Linked DNA regions of Homo sapiens: region 2 is linked to region 1. The links are chromatin contacts, found by POLR2A ChIA-PET in ENCODE. All regions are on one chromosome and are shown on one strand. Each heading gives the region's core, a stretch centred on a gene start or an enhancer-like site at or near the end of the contact. The rest is flanking DNA. Distances are from core to core; before and after follow the strand shown.

The links. ChIA-PET counts read pairs that join two places held with the same protein, here RNA polymerase II (POLR2A).
Region 2: POLR2A ChIA-PET joins it to region 1 with 13 read pairs in activated T-cell. The contact joins the enhancer-like site here to the promoter of ANKRD40 in region 1. POLR2A ChIA-PET finds 5 or more read pairs at or near these places in 2 of 52 experiments (Panc1 and activated T-cell).

Annotation. Positions count from the first base shown.
Region 1 is chr17:50,705,392-50,709,887 of GRCh38, reverse strand. It overlaps ANKRD40 (ankyrin repeat domain 40), which reads left to right and starts at 1,974. Exons shown (of 5, transcript NM_052855.4): 1 at 1,974-2,367. The coding sequence starts at 2,234. RefSeq lists silencers at 2,029-2,238, 2,369-2,638.
Region 2 is chr17:56,865,928-56,870,423 of GRCh38, reverse strand. It overlaps DGKE (diacylglycerol kinase epsilon), which reads right to left. Exons shown (of 12, transcript NM_003647.3): 12 at 857-4,496. The region is part of intron 1 of LOC124904037 (a long non-coding RNA gene); the gene reads left to right. Among named protein-coding and RNA genes, the nearest start is that of MIR3614, 23 kb to the left of the region's middle. Within about 2 kb of position 2,228, at least 2 of the 41 ENCODE cell types and tissues checked have a DNase peak (open chromatin) inside an H3K27ac peak, as active enhancers do.

The DNA of each region.
Region 1 (4,496 bases), core at 725-3,224:
GTGGCTCATGCCTGTAATTCCAGCACTTTGGGAAGCTGAGGCGGGCGGATCACCTGAGGTCGGGAGTTTGAGACCAGCCTGAGCAACATGGAGAAACTCCGTCTCTACTAAAAATACAAAAAATTAGCCAGGCATGGTGGAACATGCCTGTAATCCCAGCTACTCAGGAGGCTGAGGCAGGAGAATCGCTTGAACCTGGGAGGTGGAGATTGTGGTGAGCCGAGATCGCGCTGTTGCACTCCAGCCTGGGCAATGAGAGCGAAACTCCTCCATCTCAAAAAAAAAAAAAAAAAAAAAAGAACTCATAGACTTTGGGGTGCAGTCACGAACAATTTTTTTTAACTGCATTAAAAACAAAAAACAACAACAACAAAAAAACAAAAACAGGCCAGGCGCGGTGGCTCATGCTTGTAATTCCAGCACTTTGGGAGGCTGAGGCTGGCAGATCACATGAGGTCAGGAGCTGGAGACCAGACTGGCCAACATGGTGAAACCCCATGTCTACTAAAAATACAAAAATTAGCCGAGCATGGTGGCACAGGCCTGTAATCCCAGCTGCTCGGGAGGCTGAGGCAGGAGAATTGCCTGAACCTGGACTTAGAGGTTGCAAGGAGCTCAGAGATCGCCCCACCGAACACCAGCCTGGGCAACAGAGTGAGACTCTGTCTCAAAAACAAGCAAACAAAAACAACAAGCCACTACCTACTCCCATGTCACTGAAATTGTGTTGAAGGACTCAAATCCAGTGCCATACACATCAGTTTCAGATAGAGTATCATGCTGGATGTGAGAATTAAAATTTAAATTGGGGGAACAAATGAAAATGTAAGCTCAAGCAGGGTTACAATTTGCCATGGGGGTCAATTTAAGTGTGTAGTCAGTTTATATTCAGCACCACCTGGTGTGCACTGTGTACTGTGTGAATTACTGTATCATACTAAACAAACAGACATTGGTTTTTCTTAAACTGTAGCAAGAAAAATGCTTGCTGTGCAGATCCCAGCAGCCCCAAGAGACGGAAATGAAAACTCCATGCCTAAATTTATCCCTTCCTATTTCATCTCTCCTTGTTCAGGCCTTCCTCCCTTCCTCCCCAGGGCTATTTCCTTAATCTTGACCCCATCTGTAAAGTTCCATCCTGTGCCACATCGGAGGATCTCTTCAGGGCACCTGGGCTCAACAAAACAATATTTCCTTTTTCTCCCACTGGGTATAAAACAGTGCCAACTGAGGCTCTGAGCCTCATTAGATAGATCGGGCAAGAAGTGAAGCAAAATGCTGTTTACATGTACACCACAGCTCTTCCCAGAGCACTTGGAATCAGGACCAGGACACCTCCAAAGCCTCTTTGGTGTTTTTCCTTTCTTTTCTCCTTATATGGCCTTCATGAAGAGTAACTAATTACAATCTGTAAGCAGTAATTACAGTTCATAAACTGTGAGCACAATATAAATATTTTTCCTGAAAGCCAGGTTAGAAGAAATCCTGTCTAAAATGAGATGTAAAACAACAACAATTGAAATAAATATTCTAACTGAATTGTCCCCAAGCACTGTCAAAAAGAAGAAGAGTCTAATCTATCTCTGTAATAATGGGCGTATTATAGTAGGATCGTTTTCAGCCCATTTCCCCATCCTGCTGGGCACGAATTGGCTCAGATAAGGAAAAGGAGCCAACCAAACTGGGGGAAAATAACAAAAAAACCCCAAATCCCAATAAAAAGAACCCACCAATTATTTTGGATGCCTGGTAAACAGCCTGCACCAGAGGATAAGGCTTTTCTGGCCCTCAGCTATGCTTTTTTCTCTTTTCATGTGTCTTGTCCTCCTCCCTTGAAACTGCGGGGTGGGGAAGTCTAAAAATAGTCAATGAATCATGGCATATAATATTGTGCAGTAGTTACATAAACAGCCAGCCCGGGCGCCGGAGCCCCGGGTCGGAACGGAAAATATCTGGGTCAGCGTTGTCACACTGAACAGGGTCCCCCGGAGCCGGCCTTCGGGAGGCGCGGCCCGGGAGGAGGCCTGGGCCTGCGGGCCGGGAGCAGCAGGGGCGGCCCGCGGGAGGGAGCGGAAGTCCCGGGGCGGGCGCGGGCAGCGGCGCGAGCAGGGCGGGCGAGTTCCGCGCTCCCTCCCCATGGCCGGGAGCGGGCCGCGGCGACGGCGGCGGCGCTGACAGGCCCCGGGCGGGGCGGGGCAGGCGGGCCTGGGCGGGGGCCTGGGGCTGTGGGAAGATGAACGCCCTCCTAGAGCAGAAGGAGCAGCAGGAGAGGCTGCGGGAGGCCGCGGCCTTAGGGGACATTCGGGAGGTGCAGAAACTGGTGGAGAGCGGGGTGGATGTGAACTCCCAAAATGAGGTCAACGGCTGGTAAGTGGGGAGCGGGGGAGGCCTAGGGTCAGGGCAGCCGGTCGGAAGGCGTGGGGCAGTCAGTCGCGACCTGGGCCCAGCGCGGGACGCCTGGCTACGGCGAGGCCTGCCACCTCGGGCCTCCGAGATTGTGCTCTCTTGAGGCCAGCCCTGGCCCCCATGCCTCGTGCGGTCGGGAGCGCGTCCTGCCCAAATCCCGGCCCACGTGGTCCACTCGGGGCAGCGCCCACTGGGACTCTGGTGCCCTACCCCCTTCCCCCGCGCTCCCGGCTCACTTGGTCAGAGCGGTGCTGGAGGCAGTGATTCTCAGCGACTATGCGTTGGAGCTCACCCCAATTCGAGTGTTGAGTTAATTTGCCGTAGGTGCTTCTGGAGAACGCATCTTGCAGAGCTAAAAGCATAAGCAACTGAGCAAATATGAATTTTATAAACTAGCACGATTTCCTTAGCCAAGACCAGGAAAAAAAAACACATTTGCATCACCATTCTGCTTCTCTGTTGTTTCACTGCAACCGATTTGCTGCTGCTGCCTGTAGTTGCCTGTTTGAGGGAAAACTCATTTGTTTATCCTATCGATTATTTTCTTTCTTTTTTTTTTTTTTTTTTTTTTTTTTTTTGAGACAGGGTCTTGCCCTGTCGCCCAGGGTGGAGTGCAGTGGCATAGTCTCGGCTCACTGCAACTTCTACCTCCCCGGCTCAGGTGATCCTCCTGCCACAGCCTCCCAAATAGCTGGGAATACAGGCACGCGCCCCCACACCCGGCTAATTTTTTTTTTTTTTTTTTTTGGTATTTTTGGTAGAGATGGGGCCAGGTTGGTCTCAAACTCCTGGCCTCAAGTGATCCACCCGCCTCAGCCTCCAAAAGTGCTGGGATTACAGATGTGAGCCTACCGTTCCTGGCCAGTTTTCTTATTACAATTTCAAATACAGAATGTCACCCAAGACTTTAGATGTCTGCCTGCAGATTGAATTCTTCCCAATTAAATAAGGAGTCTCATCTTAAGATGTTGCTGGTGGTCAAAACAGAAAGTTACTGAATGTGGCATTATTCCGCTCTCTGCATTTAAAATTTAAAATTTTGATTCAGGTAATGCTTAGCCAGACTATTTTGCTAGCTTAGAGTTAAAGTGAGTAGCACTTTGGGAGGCTGAGGTGGGCGGATCACGAGGTCAGGAGATCAAGACCATCCTGGCCAACATGATGAAACCCCGTCTCTACTAAAAATACAAAAATTAGCTGGGCGTGGTGGTGCATGCCTGTAGTCTCAGCTACTTGGGAGGCTGAGGCAGGAGAATCACTTGAACCTGGGAGGCGGAGGTTGCAGTAAGCCAAGATTGCACCACTGCACTCCAGCCTGGGCGACAGAGCAAGACTCTACCTCAAAAAAAAAAAAAAGTGAGTTTACATTTTGTTTTTTTAAGTGGAATCATCCATTTTGGAACTGAAAGGGACAATGGAGAGAGGCTCAACCACAGAGAATAACTTGCCCTAGGCCACATAACTATTAATATGATAGCACCAGAACCATGGTTTCCAGACTGCCTCAAAAGTCTACCTACCTGGACCTGGCGCGGTGGCTGACGCCTGTAATCTCAGCACTTTGGGAGGCCAAGGTGGGCAGATCACGATGTCAGGAGTTCGAGACCATTCTGGCCAACATGGTGAAACCCTGTCTCTACTAAAGATACAAAAATTAGCCAGGGGTAGCGGTGTGTGCCTGTCATCCCAGCTACTTGGGATGCTGCAGCAGGAGAATCACTTGAACCAGGGAGTTGGAGGTTGAAATGAGCCAAGATCACACCACTGCACTCCAGGCTGGTGGCAGAGCGAGACTCTGTCTCAAAAAAAAAAAAAAAAAAAGTCTATCTTCCTGGTAGGACCTGGTGGCTCACGCCTGTAATCCCAGCACTTTGGGAGGCCAAGGCAGGAGGATCACTGGAGTCCAGAAGTTTGAGACCAGCCTGGGCAACATAGTGAGATCCCAGTCTCAAAAAAAAATTTTTTTCTACCTAATTTCCCTAAAGAAAACAGCCTGGACAGCTGTCCAGAAGGCCAGGAAACAGTGGATACTACCTTTTTGTTCTGTTTTTTTTTTTTTTTACAGGTCTTTGCAAACTTGCTGTTGTGTA
Region 2 (4,496 bases), core at 979-3,478, 6.2 Mb before region 1:
CCTGAGCAAACAAACCAACTAGGCCTTAAAAATAGCCCTAACCTACTTAAACTGTAAACATAAATGAAACTTAACTTGGGTCATTTTTGGTAAATGCTTATGTTAGATACAAAACTTAACCTCAGCCAATCATAAGCAGCCAACTAACATGATCATGAGACTGGGGACTTTCCAAGAAAGTAAGCCAAAAAAGGCAACCAATCAAATCATTTCTTAATTTTGCTTCTGTATGCACTCTATGAATACTTGCCTCTGATGTTGTGTCATTGAAACACTAAATCCTCATTGGGTTTGGGGTTTCCCAAGTCACGAATTGCTTCTTAAGTACATTCTAAAATTTTATTGTGCCTGCTTTTTTTTCTTTTACAATAGTCCATGTGTAATACTTTTAGCTCATCATCTCCAAACTCCTTCCATGAGTAACTTTTTGGTATATGATGTTTCCTTGTACAGGGAATTCCTCAGACAGCCGCATAAGCCCTAGTCCTAGTGCTCAGAACAATGACACGTCTGCCAATATTTAACACTTTTAAAATACTGTTGGTGGTGGTTGTGTTGATGATGAAAGGCAGTGGGGAGGATGGCCTGGGTTCAATCTCTAGCTCCGGGCTATCAATGTATATAACATGGAGCCAATAATGTCTACCTCACAGAAATACAGATTATAAAATAAAAAGTAAAAGCATGTGACACCTAACTGTACAATAAATGTGTGAAGCTGTTTAAGTCCAAACATGGATCATTACATGTAAGATGGCCTATGTGTGAACATCAGCAGCTATCACAGCCACGTTCACATATATGTAAATTATCAAGGGGCATTACGCTTGGCACTGTTTAAAAGAAAGCAGGCAAGTGATCAAGTGAATTTTTATTACAAAAATTTTATAAAAATGGATTTCCAGGTAAAGATGGCAGAATAAAGCAGGACTACAGAATATTCTTCCTCTAATGCCTAATAAAATGAATAAAAGATGTTACATGCCACAGTACATTTTTCAGATCGTTACTGATAAATCAGAAAGCTTTATGAAAATCCAGATGGAAGGAAACACACAGTTCTGCCATGCATATTAAGATGCATTCACTCTCCTGCCCTAATAATTATCATATAACCTTATGGTAGACGATAGTCAATTAGTTGCCAACCAATACTTAAAAATTAGATTTCATATACTCTAAACTTCTGTCTTTTCTAGAAAAATAAATTGTTTACACTAGGCCTGCTTCCCAGGAATCATGTGCTCCAGTTTACCGAAGTCTCTACAACTCTTACCTTCGTTGCTTGCCCAGCTCCTGTAAGCACTTGCAACCCGTAGGTGGGCATTAATTCCCATTCTTACAGAGAAAGAAAATTTGAGGCTCAGGAAGAACAAGTGTTAAGTTACAGTAGTAGAGGCTGGGTTTCCATTCAGGTATTTCAAATAAGTGATACATTTTTCCATACTCTACCAACTGAAAATAAGGTGAATTCACCTTTGATCCCACTTACTGCTCTACTCTGCCAGGAGCCAGTTTATATGCGTGAGAATGAATGTTTCTCCTAACACACGTGTATGATTCTGTGCTCTTAGGCTACAAAAGCCATGCAATATGAATTTTTTATTCTTTCTGTCTAAAAGTATGTGATCAGAACTTGCCACATATATGTTTGCCCTGCTGTAGACCAAGAACCACTTTTTGGGACACTAAGTCAAAGCTGCTTATTGTATCTCATGGTTGTGTCAAAAAACTACACAGTATCATACTTACGTGCTGCACTTTTAATTTTATTAAAAAAGAAGCAAGTATCTTCAACATACCAAATGCTTTCACATTTCTGCCTGCAGGCACTGACCACAAAAATACAGACCCAACACAACAAAAGCAATTAACACAAGATAATTAAGTGGTAGTTACAAGTGGTGGGCAGGGGAAAGTGCAAGAGGCCAGCTGGCTGAGCAAGTGGAGTCATCACATGTGTCCTCAACATTGTGGGTTTAGGGATCCAGTGCAATCAGTTCACTTCTAAGAGGACTGGGGTTGAGGACTCGAGCTAGGCTGCTCTAAACTTGTACAAACAGAATTACAAATCAGAGTGCCAATTTATCTGTAGGGTTTGTTTAAGCAGTTCAGATCTGAAAGACTGCTGGCAGAGCCCTGAACTGGACTGAGAACAAACGTTTTTATGAGCCATCATCATCCACCTCCACAAAGTGCCTGCCTTACTCTAGGGTTTTTCTCAGCCAAATCTACTCATCTGATCAGGATGCCCTCTTGCCTGGACAATGTCAGAGGAACAAGGAAAACAACTGAGCTTTCCAGCTCTTCCTTTTCAACATTCCATGTTAGTCACCAAAAAGTAACACATAATGGAAATTCTCTAGATTACAGCTTATTTCCTGTTTAGTGCATTCTGTGTTGATGTCGTCCTTTAACAGTGAGGTAGCTCAGGGCATCCTTAGAGAGACTGAAGTGTTCTTGGTCTGATATCTGATACCAGCAACACATTTCTTTCTTTTTTTTTTTTTTTGAGATGGAGTCTCACTCTTTGGCCCAGGCCCCACTGCAGTGGCACTATCTCGGCTCGCTGCAAGCTCCGCCTCCCTGCAAGCTCTGCCTCCCGGGTTCACGCCATTCTCCTGCCTCAGCCTCCCGAGTAGCTGGGACTACAGGTGCCCGCCACCATGCCCGGCTAAATTTTTGGATTTTTAGTAGAGGCGGGGTGTCACCGTGTTAGCCAGGATAGTCTCGATCTCCTGACCTCGTGATCCACCTGCCTCAGCCTCCCAAAGTGCTGGGATTACAGGCGTGAGCCACCACGCCCGGCCTTTTTTTTTTTGAGATGGAGTCTTGCTCTGTTGCCCAGGCTGGAGTGCAGTCATGTGATCTCCGCTCACTGCAAGCTCTGCCGCCTGGGTTCGAGCAATTCTCGTGCCTCAGCCTCCTGATTAGCTGGGATTAAAGGCATGTGCCAATGTACCTGGCTAATTTTTTTTGTATTTTTAGTAGAGACGGCGTTTCACCATGTTGACCAGGCTTGTCTCAAACTCCTGACCTCAGGTGATACGCCTCCCTTAGCCCCCCAAGTGCTGGGATTACAGGTGTGAGCCACCGTGCCCAGCCTCAGCAGCACATTTCTATTTATAGTTTCTAGGTGATTTATTTTCTGCAGACTTTCTTGCATATGGTTAAGCCCAATCATTTCATTTAAGTTTTATAAACGTCTGTATTAGAGGATGGCATTTTAAAATTCTTTCCCCAGAACCCTGGAATGTACCTTTCTGGGCTATGCAAGCCTCATGCACTGACTACACAGGGCCACATGGGTAAATATATATGTATTGATGTGTATTTACATATCAAAAATTAAATAGACTATATGCTTAAATTAGAAACACAAAGAACAAAGGCTAAGTTCACTGCTTTACTATTCAATAAAATAGCTTTAAAAACTGTGAAACAGCCAAGTGGCCACATTCTAAACAGCGACGGAGACCTCCAAAATATTCTGTCCACCAAAAAAACACGAAGTTTCTGAATATGTAAAAATTAGTAGAAAATCAATTAGGTGACAAAGTCATTATAGTAGTGGCTTTCAAACCCTTTATAAAAAATAGCAGAATCATTTTAAATGTGGAATTATTTTATCTACTGAGATCTGAAGCAGCACTCAGTATACACAAGTGTGGCTGCATTGACTGCAGTGAGAAGGCAGGCGCCTCCATGGCTCACTGCCCCTTGGAGGCGCACTGCACTAACTCCTGAAGCAACTCCTTGTCCCCCAACACTGCATGGGTCACAGTCCAAAAACTGATTCCACATATGAATCATACCAATTTTTATGTAACAGAGTTCAGACAAATATATCAATTTGGGTATGATACAAATAAGTTTTTCATAGAGTTCTTTTAGAAAAGTGATTTTGAGGGAAGAGGACAGCGGAGTAGAAGAAAAACAATTTTAAGAACATACAATTAATTCAATTTTTCGGCATGGTATCCCACCTAGCAAAAGCCCTAGGTGAATACATGAGGTTCAGACCAGAAGCTTTCAAATTTCAGTATGCTTAAGAATCGCCTGAGGCGCTTGTTAATAAAAACAGAGATTTCTATGTTGCATCTCCAGAGACAGGGAATCATTAAGTTAAGGGTTGGGCTCAGGAATCCATACTTTCAACAGCCTGCCCAGGCATTCTGATGCTGCAGATAGCCTGCAGCGCGTACTCTGAAGAACAAGAGAAAGGCTTCAAGGGAAAAATTGAAAAAGACAGGGGGACACTGTTTAAAAGCAAAACCCAAACCACCTTTTCTGTCTTGTTGCTGAGAATGAATTCAGATTGGGATAAACAACCTTTTCTTTCTTTTTAAATATCTAGATATTTTAAATATATCTACTTATATTCCACTGTCCTCAACTGGGTAGAAATATTAAAAAAATTATCAATATAAAATGCTGGTTCTTGCTTCAATATTATCATTTTGAAGGAAAACCACACAAAACCATTACCCATTCTA